2 separate regions of the Homo sapiens genome follow, and region 2 is linked to region 1. Evidence: chromatin loops called from intact Hi-C (ENCODE). Cell type or tissue: B cell. All regions are shown on one strand. Links, peaks and the distances in the headings refer to the core of each region. The heading gives the core; the rest is flanking DNA. Region 1 holds the start of LOC124903643 (a long non-coding RNA gene). Region 2 overlaps BCAR4 (breast cancer anti-estrogen resistance 4).

Region 1 (10,914 bases), core at 2,002-6,001:
GTGGCAGGAACGCCCATCTCTTTGGGTCAGTGTGGCTGCCTTGGGTCCAGGCTTGCAGCCTGGGAATGGAGCCACAGTAGAGTGGTCCAGTTCTGGGCATTCATTGGTGGCTCACTCTCTATCCCATCTTCAGTGCTGGGGCAGAACTACTCAGTCCTCTTTCTGTAAATTCTTCTTCTGCTTACATCAGCCAAGTCTGTTTCTGCTGCTGGCAGCTGGGGACCTGGGCTCACCTATGGCCTGGTAAAACTGCCGTGAGGAGCAAATGAAACAATCCACCAAGGACTCAGCACAGTGCCTGCCCATGAGGGGCACACAGCACGTGCACAAGCCTGCTATTCACAGCATAGGCTGCACGCAGCGGCTCACGCCTATATTCCCAGCTGAGGTGGGAGGATCACTTGAGCCCAGGAGTTCAAGACCAGCCTAGGCAACATAAGGAGCTCCTGTCTCCACAAAAAATTTAAAAATTAGCCAGGCATGCCGGTGGTGCCTGTAGTCCCAGCTACTCCAGAGGCTGAGGTGGGAGCATCACTTGGCCCTAGGAGTTTGAGGCTTCAATGAGCCATGATTGTGCCACTGCATGCTAGTCTGGGTGACAGAGTGAGAACCTTCCTCAAAAAAAAAAAAAAAAACTATATATATATATATCTATATCTATATCTATATCTATATCTATATATCTATATATATCTATATATATCTATATATCTATATATATCTATATATATCTATATATATCTATATATATCTATATATATCTATATATCTATATATATCTATATATATATCTATATATATATCTATATATATATCTATATCTATCTATCTATCTATATATATATATCTATCTATATAGATAGATAGATAGATAGATAGATATGATTAGCCCAGCTCTGTCACCTGCCAGCCAGGAACCTGAGTACATCACATCACCTCCTGGCCTCAGTTTTCTCAACTGTAAGATGGGAACAGTAATAGTCCACTTCCCCATAGGTTTGGGGTGATGATTAAATGAGATAATGCACATAACAAGTGCTCAGTATTTCCCACTGATGATAGTGCTTGCCTTCACATGGTAACAGCATGATTTCTTTGAGTTTTATGAAATAAGAACTGAGTAGGTGTCCTCAAACTCAGAGGGAAAAAATACATTGGAGCTGGGTATGGTGGCTCACGCCTATAATCCCAGTACTTTGGGAGGCCGAGGCAGGCGCATCACGAGATCAGGAGTTTAAGACCAGCCTGACCAACATGATGAAACCCAGTCTTTACTAAAAATACAAAAATTAGCCGGGCGTGGTGGTGCATGTCTGTAATTCCAGCTACTCAGGAGGCTGAGGCAGGAGAATCATTTGAACCCAGGAGGTGGAGGTTGCAGTGAGCTGAGATCACGCCTCTGCACTCCAGCCTGGGCCGACAGAGCAAGACTCTGTCTCAAAAAAAAAAAAAAAAAAAAAAAAAAAAAAAAAAAAAAAACCCTGGAAATTTAGCATCTAACTTTAATTCCTAATGGAGCAATTCTCATGTTAATATTAGTAGATTTCCAATAGGAATCACAGGTATTTTTAATTCCACAATCTCATTTTAGATATACATAGCTGGCTACCTTTTTAACCTGTGTATTTTTTTTTTTGCATTGAAAAAATATTCTGGATAGTAAACTTTAGTTATTTAAACGCGTAACAAATTGTTCAAGGAAATGGGTACTGACGTCAACAACTTATTGTGAAATGCATCCAAAAAGTAAGATGTGTAGAGTGACGGATGCATGGGTGAATGGTTAGGTAGAGAGAGGGATAGAGGGATGGATGGATGGATGAGTAAACAAATGGGTAGAGGTTAGAGGGATGGTTAGAGGGAGACAGGAATGGATGCATAGATGGTCAGAGGTAGGGATGGATGGATGAATAAATGGATGGGTAGATGTATGGATGGGTAGATGGATGAATGGTTAGAGGGAGAGAGGGATGGATGGATAAATGGTTAGAGGGAGGAATGGATGGATGGATAAATGGATGGATGGGTGGTTAGAGGGTGGGAGGGATAGACGGGGCATGGATAGATGGGTAGACGAATGAATGATTAGTGGGGGGAAGAATAAATGGGTGAGTGGTGGATGCATGGGTGGATAGATGGGTGGATGGATGGTTAGAAGGAGGGAGGGATGGATGGGTGGGTGGGATGCATGGATGGGTGGGTGGATGGATGGATGGATGAATGGATGGATAGATGGATGGACAAATAGGACAAAATGTTATCTGGGTGATGTATACATAGGTATTCCCCGTATAGTTCTTTCAACTTTTCTTTATATTTGGACATTTTTACAATAAAACTTTGGAAGAAAGATTTTTAAAAAAAAAAAAGAAAAAAGAATGAAACAGAGAGAAAAGGACATCCAAAGTCTGGGCAAAGAAAAAAGATTCATCTTTAAAATAATCTTTTTAGGCCAGGTGCAGTGGCTCATGCCTGTAATCCCATCAATTTGGGAGGCCGAGGAGGGCGGATCACTTGAGGTCAGGAGTTCAAGACCAGCCTGGCCAACATGGTGAAACCCCATCTCTACTAAAAACACAAAAATTAGCCAGGGCCTCTGCCTCCTAAGCTCAAGAGATCCTACCCTCTCAGCCCCCCAAGTAGCTGGGAGTACAGGCGAGAGCCACCATGCCCGGATAATTTTTGTATGTTTCGCAGAGACATAGTTTCACTGTGTTACCCAGGCTGGTCTTGAACTCCTGGCTCAAGCAATCCACCTGCCTTAGCCTCCCAAAGTGCTGAGATTACACGTGTGAGCCACCGCACCCGGCCAACAATGTGTCGATGTGGATAACCTTGTTTGTTGACTGTCCTCTCAGTAGAAAGGGAGGTCCACTCTGCCAGGGCTGGGTCCTTATTAGGCATTCACGGCTGGATCCGCAGGGCTGAGCACTGCATCCAGCACATAGTAGCTGCTCAGCACATGTTCGTGGAGCGACTGAGTGTGTAAGTCAGTGAATGAACAAACGAATGAAGGGGTTCTCGCTCTGATACTTGTTCTGCAGCCTGGGAAACTGAAGCTCAGAGATGAAGTGACTTCACCGAGGTCACACGGACAGTGGGCGGCAGAACTGGAGCTACCTACGCAATTGGGATTATGAAATATTTCACAAGTGCCAAGAAGTGCACATGATGCAGGGCTCTAGAAGGCTTCCTCTTTGATTTGTCACAGTCCCTGCAGCAGAGAGGCAGCCCAAGGCTCTGCAAATCACTGCCACTTCATCACGGCTGCAGCCACCCTTGTGCAGGCCCCAGCTCGAGGTCTTCTCACTCGATGCTGGTATGGGGGTGATGATCATCCATCTGGCAGGTCACAAGGACAACCCTCGGGATGGGAAATCTGATCCTAATTGCTGAGTCACAGCTAAAGGGCAGAATGACGTCGTCTGTAACCATGGCATGCATTCCAAACTCAGCCCCAGCTTGGCTTCTCCTCAAGTTTGAGTGAGCCCCTGTCAGTCTACACCACCCCTCCTCATGTTCGGCTGTTTTCAAGCCGGCACACTGGCAAAGATGCTGCCAGGAAAGAAGGAAGCCAAGCCCAGGGAGAGGAGAGAGCTGGTTTGCTGTGGGTGGCCAGGAACAAGGTCCCGTGTGTGGAGGAGACAGAACACAGTCATGATATCAGGCCGGGAGCAGTGGCTGACTCCTGTAATCTCAGAATTTGGGGAGGCTGAGGTGGGAGGACGGCTCGAGCCCAGGAGTTCAAGACCAGCCTGGGAAACATAAGGAAACCCATCTCTATTTAAAAAAAAAAATCAGCCAAGCATGGTGGTGCATACCTGTAGTATCTGCCACATGGGAGGCTGGGGCAGGAGGGTTGCTTGAGCCCAGGAGGTCGAGGCTCCTGTGAGCCGTGATTATGCCATTGCACTCCAGCCTGGGCGACAGAGGGAGACCCTGTCTCCAAGAAAGAAAGAAAAAGAGAGGGGAGGGGAAGAGGGGAAGGGTAAAGGCCACATACTGGCATGTACAGCCTCCCCTGCCTGACCCCCATTCCCAGGAGCCCCTTTCAGAGAGTAAAGAGAGCTGGAACAAGGGAGCAATGCTGACGGAAGGACAGACAGACAGATGGACAGACTGCACTGGGGGCAGAAGGGCCCGCAGGCTCCAGACGAGCACGATCAGCAGGAGAAAGCAGGCCATGCGCAGGTGATGTGGGTGCCAGAAGCAACCCAGCAGATAGAGGAATTCCAATAACCGCACAGCACTCAAGTAAAATAAAAACACCGTGACTTCGCAGCAAGCCAGTATGGCCCCCTAGAGGCCAAGGGCAGAATTTTATTTTTATCTATCTATCTCTCTGTCTATCTCTCTATCTGTCTGTCTATCTATCTATTTTCGAGACAGAATCTCCCTTTGTCGCCCAGGATGGAGTGCAGTGATGTGATCTCGGCTCACTGCAACCTCCGCCTCCAGGCTTCAAGTGATTCCCCTGCCTCAGCCTCCCAGGTAGCTGGAATTATAGGTGCGAGCCATCGCAGCCAGTTAATTTTTGTATTTTTAGTAGAGACGGGGTTTCACCATGTTGGCCAGGCTGGTCTCTTAACTCCTGCCCTTGGCCTCCCAAAGTGCTGGGATTACAGGCATGAGCCACCGCGCTGAGCCTGTTGAGGCAAAGCATAACCCCAGATCCTCCTAGCCAATGGACCCCTCGCTTCTGAAACAGTTCCGGTGGTCAAGTTCTGGGCATGTCCTGGACTTCTTGGTTTTGCGCGGAGGAATCACTAGTTCTGGGTGTTGATAGACATCAAAGCTTTTCCAACTGTGCATGTCTGGGATACCTGACTTGCTGTGTTGGCTCAGTTATATCTGCCAGGTAACTTGACCTTCTGTTATCAACAGAGTAGGTCCAGTTTGGGCTGGTCTTGCAGTTGTGTTTTCTTGAGGAACGGTTTGGGCTCAACCTGTCTTTCCAATCAGCTGAAACTGGAGCATCCCTCAGCCTCAGTTTCCCCAATATCCTGAACTCTGCTCCCTACATCGTGCACAAAGGCCAGATTTCTTATGAAACCATGTGGTGCAGGGTTAGAAAGAGACAGCCCTGGCCGAGCATGGTGGCTCATACCTGTAATCCCAGCACTTTGGGAGGCTGAGGCAGGCAGATCACCTGAGGTCAGGAGTTCGAGACCAGCCTGGCCAACATAGCGAAAGCCCGTCTCTACTAAAAATGCCAAAAAAATTAGCCAGGCATGGTGGCCCATGCCTGTAATCCCAGGAGGCTGAGGCAGGAGAATCTCTTGAACCCAGGAGGCGGAGGCTGCAGTGAGCCAAGATCCCAGCACTGCACTCCAGCCTGGCCAACAGAGGGAGACTCTGTCTCAAAAAAAAAAAAAAAAAAAAGACAAAAAAGAAAGAGACAGCCCTTCTGTGCCCCCTGCCTGGGCAAATGACACCTCCACCCACATAGGCTCAAAGCTGGGGAGCAAGATATCCTCCTTACCACTGCCCTCTCCCACCCCCCACCTTTCCCAAACCCTCACAGGGCACAGCACAGACTACTCTGCACCCCAATATCCACTCTCCCCTTCTTCCAAAGCAATAGGACTTCCAATACGTAGCTGGGCACAGCTACCCAGAAATAAGACCACATTTCCCAGCCTCCCTTGTATATAGGTGTGGCCAAGGGGTTAAATTCTAGCCAATAGGATGTGTGCAAAAGTGAACTGCGCAGGTCCCTGCATGTGTCTCTAAGGGAAAGGGCAGGTCTACCTCCATCATTAGCTTCCCTTCTCCTTTCCCCTTCCTGGCAGTTGGAGTGTAGGAGAGGGTGACCATCCGATTTGGACAATAAGAGCAAAGACAATCGTTTAGGGAAAATGGAGCAACAAGGTAGGAGGAGCCTGGGTCCCTGATGCCTTGGAATAGCCAAACCAGAGCTGCGACACTTACTTACACCAGGACTGACTCTATGTTAAAGGGAAACAGAGGCCGGGTGTGGTGGCTTACGCCTGTAATCCCAGCACTCTGGGAGGCCGAGGCAGGCAGATCACTTGAGGCTAGGAGTTCGAGACCAGCCTGGCCAACATGGCAAAATCCTATCTCTACAAAAAATACAAAAATTAGCCGGGCGTGGTTGTGGGCGCCTATAGTCTCAGCTACTCAGGAGGGTGATGTAGGAGAATCATTTGAGCCCAGGAGACTGAGGCTGCAGTGAGCTGTGATTGCACCACTGCACTCCAGGCTGGGCAACATAGCAAGAAACTGTCTCAAAAAAAAAAAAAAAAAAAAAAAAGGAAACAATCGTTTGTTGTTTAAACCAGTTATTTTAAGTCTTCAAAATGGCAGGTGAACCAGTGTCCCAACTAATAAAATCACCAAGTTCTGTGCATTTTGCCTCGTGCTGGTCACCTCAATTCATCTACTTCTTTTCTTCTTTTTTATTTTGAGACAGAGTTTCGCTCTTGTTGCCCAGGCTGGAATGCAATGGCATGATCGGCTCACTGCAAACTCCGCCTCCCGGGTTCAAGCAATTCTCCTGCCTCAGCCTCCTGAGCAGCTGGGATTACAGGCATGTGCCACCACACCTGGCTAATTTTGTATTTTTAGTAGAGACGGGGTTTCTCCATGTTGGTCAGGCTCGTCTCAAACTCCCGACCTCAGGTGATCCACCCGCCTCGGCCTCCCAAAGTGGTGGGATTACAGGCATGAGCCACCGCACCCGGCCATCTACTTCTTTTCATCTCCACCGACCCCAACCCATGCAAAGACATGGTCCCCTCCATCCCTTCCCTCACTTCCTGAGCTGCAAACTCACCAGCTTTCTATCAGTTACTCGAATGTATCAGGCTCACTCCGGCAGCGGAGCCTTAACACATGCTACTGCCTGCTTCTTCCTCTCTTCATCTAATCACCTCCTATTTTTCCTTCAGATCTCAGCGTGACCACCAGCTCCTCTTCAAGAAAAGCTGTTAGTGACTACTCTGATAGGGCAGAGCCCCTGTTATGAAATCCCACAGCACCACGAACCTCTCCTGCATAACATGTATCATAAGTTAGGATTTAAAATCCCCTGAGGGGAACGAGGAATCCATTCCCCAGATCACAGACACACAGGGTTTTTCACTGCGGCACTGCTAGTGATAGCATAACGTGAGAAACTCAAGCATCCACCAAGAAGGAACTGGTTGAATAATCTATGGCACAGCCACACAGAAGAGTACTATGCAGCAATATAAAGAAATGAGGCCGGGCGCGGTGGCTCACGCCTGTAATCCCAGCACTTTGGGAGGTCAAGACAGGCGGATCACGAGGTCAGGAGATCCAGACCATTCTGGCTAACACAGTGAAACTCTGTCTCTACTAAAAATACAAAAAATTAGCCAGGCGTGGTGGCACACGCCTGTAGTCCCAGCTACTCAGGAGGCTGAGGCAGGAGAATCCTTTGAACACGGGAGGCGGAGGTTGCAGTGAGCCGAGATCATGCCATTGCACTCCGGCCTGGAAGATAGAGAGAGACTCGTCTCACAAAAAAAAAAAAAAAAAAAAAAAAAAAAGGAAAGAGAAAAAAGAAATGAGAAGGCCGGGCACAGTGGCTCACGCCTGTAATCCTAACATCTTGGGAGGCCGAGGCGGGCAGATCATCTGAGGTCAGGAGTTCCAGACCAGCCTGGCCATCATGGTAAAACCCCGTCTCTACTAAAAATACAAAAATTAGCCAGGTGTGGATGCCTGTAATCCCAGCTGCTCAAGAGGCTGAGGCAGGAGAATCGCTTAAACCCAGGAGATGGAGGTTGCAGTGACCCAAGATCGCGCCATTGCACTACAGGCTGGGCAACAGAGCGAGACTCCATCTCAAAAAAAAAAAAAAAATGTTTCCTTATCCTACAATGCAGTGGTCTCCAGGATATATGGTTAAGCAAAAAAAAATAAATAACTGTTCAGGTGTGGTGACTCACATCTGTAATCCCAGAACTTTGGGAGGCCGTGGCAGGTGGATCACATGAGGTCAGGAGTTCGAGACCAGCCTGGCCAACATGACAAAACCTCATCTCTACTAAAAATACAAAAATTAGCTGGGCATGGTGGCGGGCGCCTGTAATTCCAGCTACACAGGAGGCTGAGACAGGAGAATTGCTTGAACCCTGGAGGCAGAGGTTGCAGTGAGCCGAGGTTGCACCACTGCACTCTAGCCTGGGTGATGGAGTGAGACTCTGTCTCAAAAAAAATTTTAAATAAATAAATAAATAACAGTATCCAAGGATCAGAACTATGAATGCAAAGCATGCTACCTACCTTCTCAATACACCTGTGGTTTGTATATGTTTGTTCACATTTTCAAAGAAAAACGATGGAATGATAAAGCCAACATGGGTATTTACAGGGTAAGAGGAGGCAGACTGGTGATGGAGGGGTGGAAGCTCAGCTTCTCTGAGTGTGTCTTGTTTCAGAGTTTCTATTTGGTAAATGTAAATATTTTACAAAATTACAAAGTAAAATCAAAGACAAAAAGACCGATCCCTTAAAATAAAAAAAAAAAGTAAAAAACCCTGAGTATATGCCAATTTGGCATAACCACACTAAGAAGGATTATTGGAAGTGACTTTTTTCCTTTTTTTTTTTTTTCCAGACAGAGTCTCACTCTGTCACCCAGGCTGGAGTGCAGTGGCACAATCTCAGCTCATTGCAATCTCTGCCTCCTGGGTTCAAGCAATTCTCGTGCCTCAGCCTCCCGACATACCTGGGATCACGGGAAGGCATTGCCATGCCCGGCAAATTTTTTTGTAATTTTAGTAGGGATGGGGTTTCACCATGTCAGCCAGTCTGGTCTTGACCTCCTGACCTAAGGTGATCTGCCCACCTTGGCCTCCCAAAGTGCTGGGATTGCAGGTGTGAGCCACTGCACCCAGCCTCTTCTTTTTTTTTTTAACTTTCATTTGAAGTTCAGGGGTACAAGTGCAGGTTTATTACATAGGTCAACCTGTGTCATGGGGGTTTGTTGTACAGATTATTTCATCACCTAAGCATTAAGCCTAGTACACATTAGTTATTTTTCCTGATCCTCTCCCTCCTCCCACCCTCCACCCTCCAAAAGGCCCCAGTGTATGTTGTTCCCCTGTATGTGTCCGTGTGTTCTGCCATTGAGCTCACAGAAAGTGACTTTAAAATAGCATTTTGAGGCTGGGCACGGTGGCTTATGCTTGTAATCCCAGCACTTTGGGAAGCCGAAGCGGGCAGATCATGAGATCAGGTGTTTAAGGCCAGCCTGGTCAATATGGTGAAACCCCGTCTCTACTAAAAATACAAAAATTAGCCAGGTGTGGTGGCACATGCCTGTAATCCCAGCTACTTGGGAGGCTGAGGCAGAAGAATTGCTTGAACCCGGGAGGTGGAGGTTGCAGTGAGCTAAGATCGTGCCACTGCACTCCAGCCAGGGTGACAGAGCGAGACTCTGTCTCAAAAAACAAAAATAGCATTTTGAGCCAGGCACAGTGGCTCATGCCTGTAATCCCAGCACTTTGGGAGGCCAGGAGTTCGAGACCAGCCTGGCCAACTGTAATCCTAGCTACCCGGGAGGCTGATGCATGAGAATTGCTTGAACCCAGGAGGCAGAGGTTGCAGTGAGCCGAGATTGTGCCACTGCACTCCAGCCTGGGCAACAGAGCGAGACACCATCTCAAAAAAAAAAAAAAAAAAGCATTTTGAGCAGGGCACAGTGGTTCATGCCTATAATCCCAGCACTTTGGGAGGCCAAGAGTTCGAGACCAGCCTGGCCAACATGGTGAAACCCTGTCTCTATCTACTAATAATAAAAAATGAGCTGGGAGTGGTGGCACACATATGTAATCCTAGCTACCCAGGAGGCTGACGCAGGAGAATTGCTTGAACCCAGGAGGCAGAGGTTGCAGTGAGCCGAGATTGTGCCACTGTACTCCAGCCTGGATAACAGAGCGAAACTCTGTCTCAAAAAAAAAAAAAAAAAATAGCACTTTGATTGTATTATACCAGATATTATATATCTCTAGTGGGTTTTACCCTAAGGACAAAAGAACCACCATGAAACAGAACTACATTGAAATCCTCACCTGTACTCAGTTATCTTATAGGTAGTGATTATATTAGCATTCTGACAGTGAAGCTGTCAGGTTTTTGCCATCTCTTGCTTCCTCTCTCACCACATGATCTCTGCACATGCCTGCTCCCTCTTTGCTATCCACCATGAGTGGACACGGCCCAAGGCCCTCACCAAATCCAGCTGCCCAATCTTCAACTATTTTTTTTTTCTTTTTTCGAGATGGAGTCTTGCTTTGTCACCCAGGCTGGAGTGCGATGGCACCATCTTGGCTCACTGCAACTTCTGCCTCCTGGGTTCAAGCAATTCTCCTGCCTCAGCCTCCCAGGTAGCTAGGATTACAGGCGCCTGCCTCCACACTCAGCTAATTTTTTGTATTTTTAGTAGAGATGGGGTTTCACCATGTTGGCCAGGCTGGTTTCGAACTCCTGACCTCAAAAGATCCGCCTGCCTCGGCATCCCAGAGTGCTAGGATTACAGGCATGAGCCACCACGCCTGGTCCCAATCTTGAACTTTTAAACCTCTTTTCTTTGTAAATTTTTAAAAAGAAATGATTATCTTTGTAATATAGGATAAAGAAAATAAGAAATTGGCCGAGCACGGGGGCTCACACCTGTAATCTCAGAACTTTGGGAGGCCAAGGCGGGTGTATCGTTTGAGCTCACGAGTTTGAGACCTCCTCAAACTGGCGAAACCTTGTCTCTATTAAAAAATACAAAAACTAGCCAGGCTTGGTGGTGCATGCCTGTAGTCCCAGCTACTTAGGAGGCTGAGGTGGAAGGATGGCTTGAGCCCAGGAGGTAGAGGTTGCAGTGAGCCAAGATTATGCCACTGCACTCCAGCATGGGTGATACAACCAGAC
Region 2 (11,539 bases), core at 2,838-6,837, 170 kb after region 1:
TTTCTTAGTGCTTCTCAGTTCAAATGTTAGTTTCTTCCACCTCTTCTGCAGTATCAGTGAAGTCTTTTTTCCCAGCTTGGATCAGCGAAAGGATTTAAAATCTGCTAATTTGGCCAGGTGTGGTGGTTCACGCCTGTAATCCTAACACTGGGAGGCCAAGGCGGGCAGATCACAAGGTCAGGAGTTCGAGACCAGCCTGACCAACGTGGTGAAACCCCGTCTCTACTAAAAATACAAAAATTAGTCAGGCGTGGTGGCGTGCGCCTGTAATCCCAGCTACTCAGGAGGCTGAGGCAGGAGAATCACTTGAACCCGGGAGGCAGAGGTTGCAGTGAGCTGAGATCGTGCCACTGCATCCCAGCTTGGGCAACAGAGCAAGACACTGTCTCAAAAAAAGATAATAATAAAATATGCAAATGTATCCACAAAACGTATGACAATGGTTTGGCACCTTTTTTGCTAGGATGTCAAAATCCAGCAATAAAGTTGTTCTAACCAGATTCGAACTAGTTTTGGTGTTTTTTTTGTTTTTTTGAGACGGAGTTTCGCTCTGTCACCCACGCTGGAATGCAGTGGCATGATCTCAGCTCACTGCAAGCTCCGCCTCCTGGGTTCACGCCATTCTCCTGCCTCAGCCTCCCGAGTAGCTGGGACTACAGGTACCCGCCACCACACCCGGATAATGTTTTGTATTTTTAGTAGAGATGGGGTTTCACTGTGTTAGCCAGGATGGTCTCGATCTGACCTCGTGATCCGCCTGTCTCGGCCTCCCAAAGTGCTGGGATTACAGGCGTGAGCCACTGCGCCCGGGCCTAGAACTAGAATATCATATATCAAATCTAAGCAGTCAAATCTTGCCCAAGTCTTAGTGATTCAAATACCCTTTGGGGACCAGTTCCCTTTCAAGCACTTCACTGGTATTTTCTTTCAAGGTGTTATGAGTGCATATGTCAAGAATTTTTTGGCTGGGTGCGGTGGCTCACGCCTGTAATCCCAGCACTTTGGGAGGCCAAGGCAGGTGGATCATCTGAGGTCAGGAGTTCAAGACCAGCCTAGCTGACATGGTGAAACACTGTCTCTACTAAAAATACAAAAAATTAGCCAGGCTTGGTGGTGGGCGCCTGTAATCCCAGCTACCAGGGAGGCTGAGGTAGGAGAATCAGTGGAACCCGGAAAGCAGAGGTTGGCGGTGAGCTGAGATTGTACCACTGTACTCCAGCCTGGGCAACAGAGCGAGACTCCATCTGAAAAAAAAAAAAAAAAAGAATTTTTTAGTTGTAAGAGACTGTTAAGTAGTGAACCCTAATTAAACAAGGCTAAGGGGAAGAAAGGAAATTTATGAGCTCATAGAACTTAATTGTCCAGGTAAGGTTCGTGTCAGTATCATCAGAAACTCAGGCACTCTCTCTCCTTCTGTCAGTTCTGCTTTCCATTCTCAGGCAGACTCACCCCTTGCGGCAACGTAACTGCCAGCAGTTCCAGGCTTAGGTGGTCTTTTCTCAGCAACTCCCACAAAGCCTTGCTCTTACAAATACTTCCGTAAAACCTGGACCTGACTCTGGCCAGAACTGTGTCACACTGTTACGGGTGGAGGGTGTCCAGGTTCTTGACGTTTTGAAAAAAGAATTGGACGAAACGCACAAAGCAATGAAAGAAAAGCACAGATTTATTGAAACGAAAGTACACTCCACAGAGTAGGGAGCAGGTTAGAGGAAGTGACTCAACAATGCTGGTTACAGAATTTTCTGGGGTTTAAATACCCTTCAGAGGTTTCCCATTGGTATGCCCTATGTAAATGAAGAGGGTAAGTGAAGTTACAAAGTTATTTACTTGGCATACACCCCATGGAAATGAAGAGGATGTTTCCTGCCATAGCTGAAGTGAAGTTACAAAGTTATTTAGTTGGGCATAGAAAGTTGGGGTTTTGGCCTGGAGGTGGGAGAGCGGGGAGGGCTCATGCCTGTAATCCAAACACTTTCGGAGGCGGAGGTGGGCGGACCTTTGGCCAACATAGTGAAACTCCGTCTCTACTAAAAATACAAAAATTAGCCTAGCATGGTGGGGGGTGCCTGTAATCCCAGCTACTTGGGAGGCTGAGGCAGGAGAATTGCTTGAACCCGGGAGGCGGAAGTTGCAGTGAGCCAAGATCAGGCCACTGAACTCCATCTAGAAAAAAAAAAAGACAGTTAATTGGGGTTTTTCCCTTTTATTGAGTTCTAGGAAGTATGTATGTTTGTTTGTTTATTTATTAAAACAGAGTCTCACTTTGTTGCCCAGGCTGTAGTGCAGTGGTAGGATCTTGGCTCACTGCAACCTCTGCCTCCCAGGTTCAAGCGATTTTCCTGCCTCAGCCTCCCAAGTAGCTGGGATTACAGGTGCTCACCACCACACCAAGCTAATTTTTCTATTTTTAATAGAGATAGAATTTCACCATGTTGGCCAGGGTGGCCTCGAACTCCTGATCTCAGGTGATCCACCGGCCCCGGCATCCCAACGTGCTGGGATTACAGGTGTGAGCCACTGCACTCGGCCTAGTTCTAGGAAGTTTTTAGGTTCCCTGCCTCCAGACCCCATTCTCCTGCATCAACATAAGCATCCTGAATCAATCATCCAGGCAGGACGGGCAGGTTATACAGTTTTGTTGTAAACAGTTATGTTAAGGCCAGGCACGGTGGCTCACACCTGTAATCCCAGCACTTTGGGAGGCCAGGGTGGGCAGATCACTTGAGGCCAGGAGTTCGAGACCAACCTGGCCAACACGGTGTAACCCCATCTCTACCAAAAATACAAAAATTACCCAGGTGTAGTGGCATGCACCTGTAACCTCAGCTACACGGGAGGCTGAGGGAGGAGAATCACTTGAACCCAGGAGGCAGAGGTTGCAGTGAGCTGAGATTGGCCACTGCACTCCAGCCTGGGCAACACAGCCAGACTCTGGATCAAAAAAAAAAAAAAAAAAAAAAAAAAAAAAGAACAATGCTCCTTGATAGCTGCTGTTCTACAACACAGAGACTAAGGGGTATTGAAAGATGATCCTCAAAGATGTCCATGTGGTGGCCAGGCGCAGTGGCTCACTCCTGTAATCCCAGCACTTTGGGAGGCCAAGGCGGGTGGATCACGAGGTCAGGAGATCAAGACCATCCTAGCTAACAGGGTGAAACCCCATCTCTACTAAAAAATACAAAAAATTAGCCGGGTGTGGTGGTGGGTGCCTGTTGTCCCAGCTAGTCGGGAGGCTGAGGCAGGAGAACAGCGTGAACCCGGGAGGCGGAGTTTGCAGTGAGCGGAGATCACGTCACTGCACTCCAGCCTGGGCAACAGAGTGAGACTCCGTCTCAAAAAAAAAAAAAGAAGAAGAATCAAATTCAGGGCTGGGTGCAGTGGCTCATGCCTGTAATCCCAGTACTTTGGGAGGCCGAGGCAGACAGATCACCTGACGTCAGGAGTTCGAGACCAGCCTGGCCAACATGGTGAAACCCCATCTCTACTAAAAATATAAAAATCAGCCGGGCGTGGTGGCTGGCGCCTGTAATCCCAGCTACTTGGGAGGCTGAGGCAGGAGAAGTGCTTGAACCTGGGAGGCAGAGGTTGTAGTGAGCCGAGATTGTGCCATTGTGCTCCAGCCTGGGCGACAAGAGCAAGACACCATCTCACACACACACATACACACACACACCAAAAAGGTGAAGAATCTGGCTGGTCATGGTGGCTCACACCTGTAATCCCTGCACTGGGATTACGCCAAGGCAGGTGGATCACCTGAGGTCAGGAGTTCGAGACCAGCCTGGCCATCATGATAAAACCCCGTATCTACTAAAAATACAGAAGTTAGCCGGGCGTGGTGGCCCACACCTGTAATCCCAGCTACTTGGGAGGCTGAGGCAGGAGAATCACTTGAACCTAGGAGGCAGAGGTTGCATTGAGCCAAAATCACCGCACTGCACTCTGGCCTGGGTAACAGAGTGCGACTCCACCTCAAAAATATAAAAGAAGAAGAATCTAATTTGGTAGGTTTAGGGTGAGGCCTGAGGTTTTGCACTTCTTACAAATTGTTAGGCCCTGCCAGTGCTGCTGCTCCAGGAGCCACACTTTGAGAAGTGACGTTCCTCTAGAGAATGTCTAATTTGCCACCTTTAAACCCTATTCCTGCGGCCAGGTGCAGTGGCTCACACCTGTAATCCCAGCAGTTTGGGAGGCTGAGACTGGTGGATCACGAGGTCAGGAGATTGAGACCATCCTGGCTAACACGGTGAAACCCCGCCTCTATTAAAAAAAATACAAAAAAATCAGCTGGGCGTGGTGGTGAGCACCTGTAGTCCCAGCTACTCGGGAGGCTGAGGCAGGAGAATGGCGTGTACCCGGGAGGCGGAGCTTGCAGTGAGCCGAGATCGCGCCACTGCACCGCAGCCTGGGCGATAGAGGGAGACTCTTGTCTCAAAAACGACAACAAAAAAACCCTATTCCCTTTCTTATGGTTTCTGTATTTTCACCTATAAAAGAATAAGATAAACAGGGCGCGGTGACTAATGCTTGTAATCTCAGCACTTTAGGAGGCCGAGGCAGGTAGATTGCTTGAGGACAGGAGTTCAAGACCAGCCTGACCAACATGGTGAAACTCCGTCCCTACTAAAACTACAAAAATTAGCCGGGTGTAGTGGCAGGCACCTGTAATCCCAGCTACTCGGGAGGCTGAGGCAGGAGAATCACTTGAACCTGGGTGGCAGAGGTTGCATCGCGCCACTGCACTCCAGCCTCGGTGACAGAGCAAGACTCCATCTCAAAAAAAAAAAAAAAAGAATACGATATTGGGATTTTACAGTGCTTCCAAACAGAAAAACAGCAATGGTTAAATATGGCAGTTTAAAAATAGCCACATCCAGCCAGGCGTGGTGCCTCATGCCTGTAATCCCAGCACTTTGGGAGGCCGAGATGGGTGGATCACCTGAGGTCAGGAGTTTGAGACCAGCCTGGCCAACATGGCGAAATCCCATCTCTACTGAAAATAAAAAAATCAGTCGGGCGTTGTGGCATGTACCAGTAATCCAGCTACTCGGGGGCTGAGGCTGGAGGATCACTTGAACCTGGGAGACAGAGGTTGCAGTGAGCCGAGATCGTGGCACTGCACTCCAGCCTGGGCAACAGAGTGAGACTCTGTCTCAAAAAAAAAAAAAAAAAAAAAAAAAAAGTCACGTCCTTTCTTCATCAAAACAATTCTCGTTTTGAGGGTGGCGGGGGGCGTGGCGGGGGGGTGGGTGTTGTGAGTTTCAGAGGGCTATGATAGACCACTAGTGACAACTTGTGGCTAGTTCTTATCATTACAATCACATTTTGCGTTCCCTTTCAAATGTAACACAATTACAAAAATCAACATTGGGTATTCTGTTTCATTTACATAGTTTTGTGAAACTAAAATGTGTTTAACTTTTCATTTTGAGATGATTATAGATTCATCAGAGGGTCCCAAGAAATGTATAGGGAAGTTCCACGGACCCTTCTCTCAGCCTCCCCCAATGTTAACGTATTAAATATCAAAACCAAGAAAGTGACATTGGTACAGTCTATAGATGTAATGCAGTTTTCACAGTTATACCTGCTCTCCTTTGTGACAAAAACACTTTGACATATCAAGGAAGATGTATCAGGCCAACAAGAATCTCTTTCTTTGGTGGTTAAATAATATTAAATTCAACAACCAACTAGAAATTCTTAGTTTTGTAATAAAGCAAAATGAATCTCAGCATTCTACAACTTACAGTTTTGTTGAAACAAATCTTGTTGCCCAGGCTAGAGTGGTGCCATCATGACTCACTGCAGCCTCGACCTCCCAGCTCACAGCTCGAATGATCCTCCCACCTCAGCCTCCTGGGTGGATGGAACTACAGGGACACAACGCAACACCCAATTTTTTTTTTTTTTTTGAGACAGCGTCTCACTCTGTCACCCAGGCTGGAGTCTGGAGTGCAGTGGCGTGATCACGGCTCGCTGCAATCTCTGCCTCCCAGGTTCAAGCAGTTCTCCTGCTTCAGCCTCCTGAGTATCTGGGACTACAGACATGCCACACCTGGCTAATTTTTTTTTTGTATTTTTAGTAGAGACAGGGTTTTGTCATGTTGGCCAGGCTGGTCTCAAACCCCTGACTTCAGGAGATCCACCGGCCTTGGCCTCCTAAAGTGCTGGGATTACAAGCGTGAGCCACCACACCCAGCCCCCAACTGATTTCTTGTACTTTTTTTTGTAGAGATGAGGTTTTGCCAGGCAGGTCTCGAACTCCTGACCTCAAGTGATCTAGCCACCATGGACTCCCAAAATGCTGGGATTACTGGTGTGAGTGACCACATGAGGCCTCTAGCTTTGTGTGTGTGTGTGTGTGTGTCTGTGTGTGTGTGTGTGAGAGAGAGAGAGTTTCACTCTTGTTGCTCAGGGTGGAGTGCAATGGTGCAATCTCGGCTCACCACAACTTCCGCCTTCCAGATTCAAGCAATTCTCCTGCCTCAGTCTCCCAAGTAGCTGGGATTACAGGCATGTGCTGCCACGCCCAGCTAATTTTGTATTTTTAGTAGAAATGGGGTTTCTCAATGTTGGTCAGGCTGGTCTTGAACTACTGACCTCAGGTGATCCATCTGCTTCGGCCCTCCAGAGTGCTGGGATTACAGGCATGAGCCGCTGCATCCAGCCATTTTCTTCTTTTTTTTTTTTTTTGAGACGAAGTCTCGTTCTTGTCATCCAGGCTGGAGTGCAATGGTGCGACCTTGGCTCATTGCAACCTCTGCCTCCCAGGTTCAAGTGATTCTCCTGCCTCAGCCTCCCGAATAGCTGGGATTACAGGCTCCTGCCACCACGCCCAGCTAATTTTAGTATTTTTAGTAGAGACGGGGTTTCGTCATGTTGGCCAGACTGGTCTCAAAGCCCTGACCTCAGGCGATCCACTCGCCTCAGCCTCCCAAAGTGTTGGGATTACAGGCGTGAGCCACCGTGCCCGGCCTAGCTTTCTTCTTTTGCTCAGGATTACTTTGGATATTTGGGCTCACTTTGGTTCCACATGAATTTTAGGATTTTTTTTTCTATCTCTGAAAATGTCATTGGTATTTTGATAGGGATTGAAATGAATCTGTAGATCACTTTGGACAGCGTGGTCACTGAAGGGAAAAACACCACGACAACAATGACACAGAAGACTTCTGTAACCAAATGTGTAGGGATTTCTCCCCACACACCAAGCAACCAATCAATTCTACATCAGACATCTGCTGGGTGTCCTCCGACTTTTTTTTTTTTTTTTGGTTGGGGGGACACAGAGTCTCTGTAGCCCAGGCTGGAGTGCCATGGTGTGATCTCGGCTCACTGCAACATCCGCCTCCCGGGTTGAAGTGATTCTCCTGCCTCAGCCTCCTGAATAGCTGGGATTACAGGTGCCTGCTACCATGCCCGGGTAATTGTTGTATTTTTAGTAGAGACAGGGTTTCACCATGTTGTCCAGGCTGGTCTTGAACTTCTGACCTCACGTGATCCACCCTCCTTGGCCTCCCAAAGTTCTGGGATTACAGGCATGAGCCACTGCACCCGGCATTTTTTTTTTTCCTTTTAAACAAGGTCTAGCTCTGTTGCACAGGCTGGAGTGCAGTGGCTCAATCTCAACCTCTCAGACTCAAAGTGATCCACCCACCTCAGCTTTCCAAGTAGCTGGACCACAGGCAAGTGCTATCATGCCTGGCTGTTTTTGTTTGTTTTGTTTTGTTTTTCTTTTTTTGAGACGGAGTCTTGTTCTGTCACCCAGGCTGGAGTGCAATGGCGCGGTCTAGGTTCACTGCAGCCTCCACATCCCAGGTTCAAGCTATTTTCTTGCCTCTGCCTTCTGAGTAGCTGGGACTACAGGGACACACCGCCATGCTTTGATAATTTTTGTATTTTTAGTAGAGACAGGGTTTCACCATGTTGGCCAGGCTGGTCTGAAACTCCTGAGCGCAAGTGATCTGCCCGCCTCGGCCTCCCAAAGTGCTGGATTACAGGCGTGAGCCACAGCACCTGGCCTGTTTTTGTATTTTTTATAGAGACAGGCTTTTGCCATGTTAACCAGGCTAGTCTCGAACTCCTGAACTCAAGCAATCTACCTGCCTTGGCCTCCCAAAGTGCTGGGATTACAGGCATGAGGCACCACGCCCAGCCTCAATTCTGACAGTATCTACCTCACTGATACAGCATCAGGCCCCACAACTGAGGGCTCACTCCCACCAAGCAGCCCTCTCCCTTCCCACCAGTCACAAATCTGAGCCTCCAGAACTTCTGACTTGTTTCAACTTGGTGTTCCCACAACCCTCTCTTTGGGTTCATTTAATTGCTAATGCAGCTTAGAGAACCCAGGGAAACACATTTACTGGTTTATTATAAAGGATGTTACCGGGCAAGAGATGACGGCTCACGCCTGTAATCCCAGCACTTTGGGAGGCAAAGGCAGGCAGATTACCTGAGGTCAGGAGTTTGAGACCAGCCTGGACAACAAGGCAAAACCTTGTCTCTACTACAAATCCAAACATTAGCCTGGTGTGGGGGCTCACACCTGTAATCCCAGCTACTCAGGAGGCTGAGGCAAGAGAATCCCTTGAACCCAAGAGGCAGAGCCTGAAGTAAGCTGAGATTGCACCACTGCACTCCAGCCTGGGCTACAGAGTGAGACTCTGTCTCAAAAAACAAAACAAAACAAAACAAAAAAACGACACACACACACACACACACACACACACACAAGGATGGCATCGGCTCACACTTTGGGAGGCCAAGGCAGGTGGATCACTTGAGGTCAGGACGTCAAGACCAGCCTGGCCAACATGGTGAAACCCCTTCTCTACTAAAAATCCAAAAAGTAGCCAGGCATGGTGGTGGGCACCTGTAATCCCAGCACTTTGGGAGGCTGAGGTGGGCAGATCACTTGAGATCAGGAGTTCAAGACCAGCCTAGCTAACATGGAGAAATTCTGTCTCTATTAAAAAATACAAAAATTTTGTGTTTTTTGTATTAAATACAAAAAATACAGCCGGGCGTGATAGCACAGTAATCCCAGCTACTTGGGAGGTTGAGTCAGGACAATCACTTGAACCTAGGAAGCAGAGGTTGCAGTGAGCCGAGATTACACCACTGCACTCCAGCCTGGGCGACAGAGCAAGACTGTCTAAAAAAAATTAAAAAAAATAAAAAAGATGTTACCAAGGATACAGATGAAGAGATGCATAGGGTGAGGTGTGGGGAAAGGGGCTCAGAGCTTCCCTGACCTTCTTGGGTCAGCCACCCTCCAGGAACCTCCCCGTGTTCAGCTCTCTGGAAGTTCCCTGAACCCTGTGCTCTTAGGCACTGGATAGTTGTGACGAACAACCAGACAGAAACATGACTGGACACAAAGGCCATGATCTAACAGACGAAGTGGAGAAACAGAGCAAGGCTCCAATTCTTCATGCTTTCTGTGGCCCCTTCTTCCAGGGTATATGGCAGGATCTCCTCTGAAGTAGGGGGTATTGTGACCTGCAATCAAAGTAGGTTAGACGACATTCCTTCTTCCAGGGTATGGGGTAGACCCCTTCTGAAATGGGAGTATTGTCACCTACTGTCAGACAAGGTACGTCACCGAATTTACTTTTTTTTTTTTTTGTGGAGACGGAGTCTCGCTCTGTCGCCAGGCTGGAGTGCAGTGGTGAGATTTCTGCTCGCTGTAACCTCCTCCTCCTGGCTTCAAGCCTCAGCCTCCTGAGTAGCTGGGACTACAGGTACGCGCCACCATGCCCAGCTAATTTTTGTATTTTTAGTAGAAACGGGGTTTCATCATATTGACCAGGTTGGGTCTTGACCTCGTGATCCACCCACCTCGGCCTCCCAAAGTGCTGGGATTACAGGCGTGAGCCACTGTGCCTGGCCACAGAACTTTATAGCCAACTGCAAGAAGAAAGGTGAGAAGATTCCTGCCTTGGGGAGAAAAATGGCAGGAGAAAGACAGGTTGTTTTCCAAGACCTGATTCAGAAATCTTGGCTCACAGCATCCTCTGCATCCCAGGTTCAAGCAATTATTGCACCTCAGCCTCCCAAGTAGCTGAGACTACAGGTGCATGCCACCACGCCTGGCTAGTTTTTGTATTTTCAGTAGAGATGAGGTTTCACCATATTGCTCAGACTGGTCTTGAACTCTTGGCCTCAAGTGATCCAGCCACCTCAACCTCCCAAAATGCTGGGATTACAGGCATGAGTCACCGCACTCGGCCGACTTGGATTTTTTTTTTTTTTTTGAGACGGAGTCTCAATCTGTCGCCCAGGCTGGAGTGCAGTGGCGTGATCTTGGCTCACTGCAAGCTCTGCCTCCCAGGTTCAGGCCATTCTCCTGCCTCAGCCTCCAGAGTAGCTGGGACTACAGGCGCCTGCAACCACACCTGGCTAATTTTTTGTATTTTTAGCAGAGACAGGGTTTCACTGTGTTAGCCAGGATGGTCTCGATCTCCTGCCCTCGTGATCTGTCTGCCACGGCCTCCCAAAGTGCTGGGATTACGGCGTGAGCCACCGCGCCCGGCAACGACATGTAATTTTTTGTTGAGTGGGAGGGGAAGACAGTCTCATTGTGTCATCCAGGCTGGAGTGCAGTGGCACAACCTCGGCTCACTGCAACCTCCGCCTCCTGGGCTCAAGCGATTCTCTTGCCTGAGCCTCCCAAGTAGCTGGAACTATAGACATCCACCACTATGCCCAGGCTAATTTTTGTATTTTGTTTTTTTTAGAGACAGGATTTCACCATGTTGCCCATACTGGCTTCAAACTCCTGGGCTCAAGCGATCCACCCACCTTGGCCTCCCACAGTGCTGGGATTACAGGTGAGTGACACTGTGCCCGGCCAGATGGCATGAATTTGACAGGCATCGTTATGACCTGAAGGTCCTTCTGTAGACAGAATCTTATGTTTTAGGGAATAAGAACATTATAAAATTAGAAGGGTTTTTTTTTTGAGACAGTCTCACCCTGTCGCCCAGGCTGGAGTGCAGTGGCACAATCTCGGCTCACTGCAACCTCCGCCTCCCAGGTTCAAGCGATTCTCCTGCCTCAGCCTCCAGAGTAGCTGGAATTACAGGCGGCTGCCACCACACCTGGCTAATTTTTCCATTTTTAGTAGAGACGGGGTTTCACCATGTTGGCCAGGCTGGTCTCGAACTCCTGACCTTGTGATCCACCCACCTTGGCCTCCCAAACTGCTGGGATTACAAGAGTTTTTTTAAAAGCCAGATTTTATTTCTATTTAAAAACAATGCTCAGGAGACTTAGTTCCAAAGACGAAGATGCCAGGGTTCAATGTACAACTACAGCGAGGTGCTAGCGATTATTGAGTGAGTCATGGAAGGCTCTGTAGTTCCTTGGAGACTTCCGCTTTTTCGTATCACTCCTAGTCTTAGCCTCGTGGTTTTCTGCAAGTTCTCGTCGACTGTAACCGTACACAGGGCTGTCACTCCAGTGAGGACAACAAAAAAAGCACCTATGGCTATCATTGTTAATCCAGTAGAGAAAACCACAGAGTCAG

What was found. A loop is a pair of places that touch in the nucleus more often than their neighbours do. Peaks named below come from ENCODE experiments on the same cell type or tissue, not always from the same donor. Only the 100,000 strongest peaks of a DNase experiment are listed, where the experiment ranks them.
Region 2: a loop joins it to region 1, with 11 times the contacts of the local background. A loop is called at or near these places in 9 of 110 quality-filtered maps.

The regions. Positions count from the first base shown.
Region 1 is chr16:11,637,263-11,648,176 of GRCh38, forward strand. It overlaps LOC124903643 (a long non-coding RNA gene), which reads left to right and starts at 3,200. Exons shown (of 2, transcript XR_007064986.1): 1 at 3,200-3,690; 2 at 4,043-4,285. It also overlaps a transcript of LITAF not described here. RefSeq lists enhancers at 3,271-3,565, 4,515-5,178. In B cell, for the core only: CTCF peaks have their summits at 4,275 (motif pointing left), 4,474 and 5,433; DNase peaks (open chromatin) are centred at 3,125, 4,279 and 5,439.
Region 2 is chr16:11,808,599-11,820,137 of GRCh38, forward strand. BCAR4 (breast cancer anti-estrogen resistance 4) reads right to left here. Exons shown (of 3, transcript NR_131222.1): 3 at 11,232-11,539. Among named protein-coding and RNA genes, the nearest start is that of BCAR4, 14 kb to the right of the region's middle. In B cell, for the core only: a CTCF peak has its summit at 5,318; a DNase peak (open chromatin) is centred at 5,283.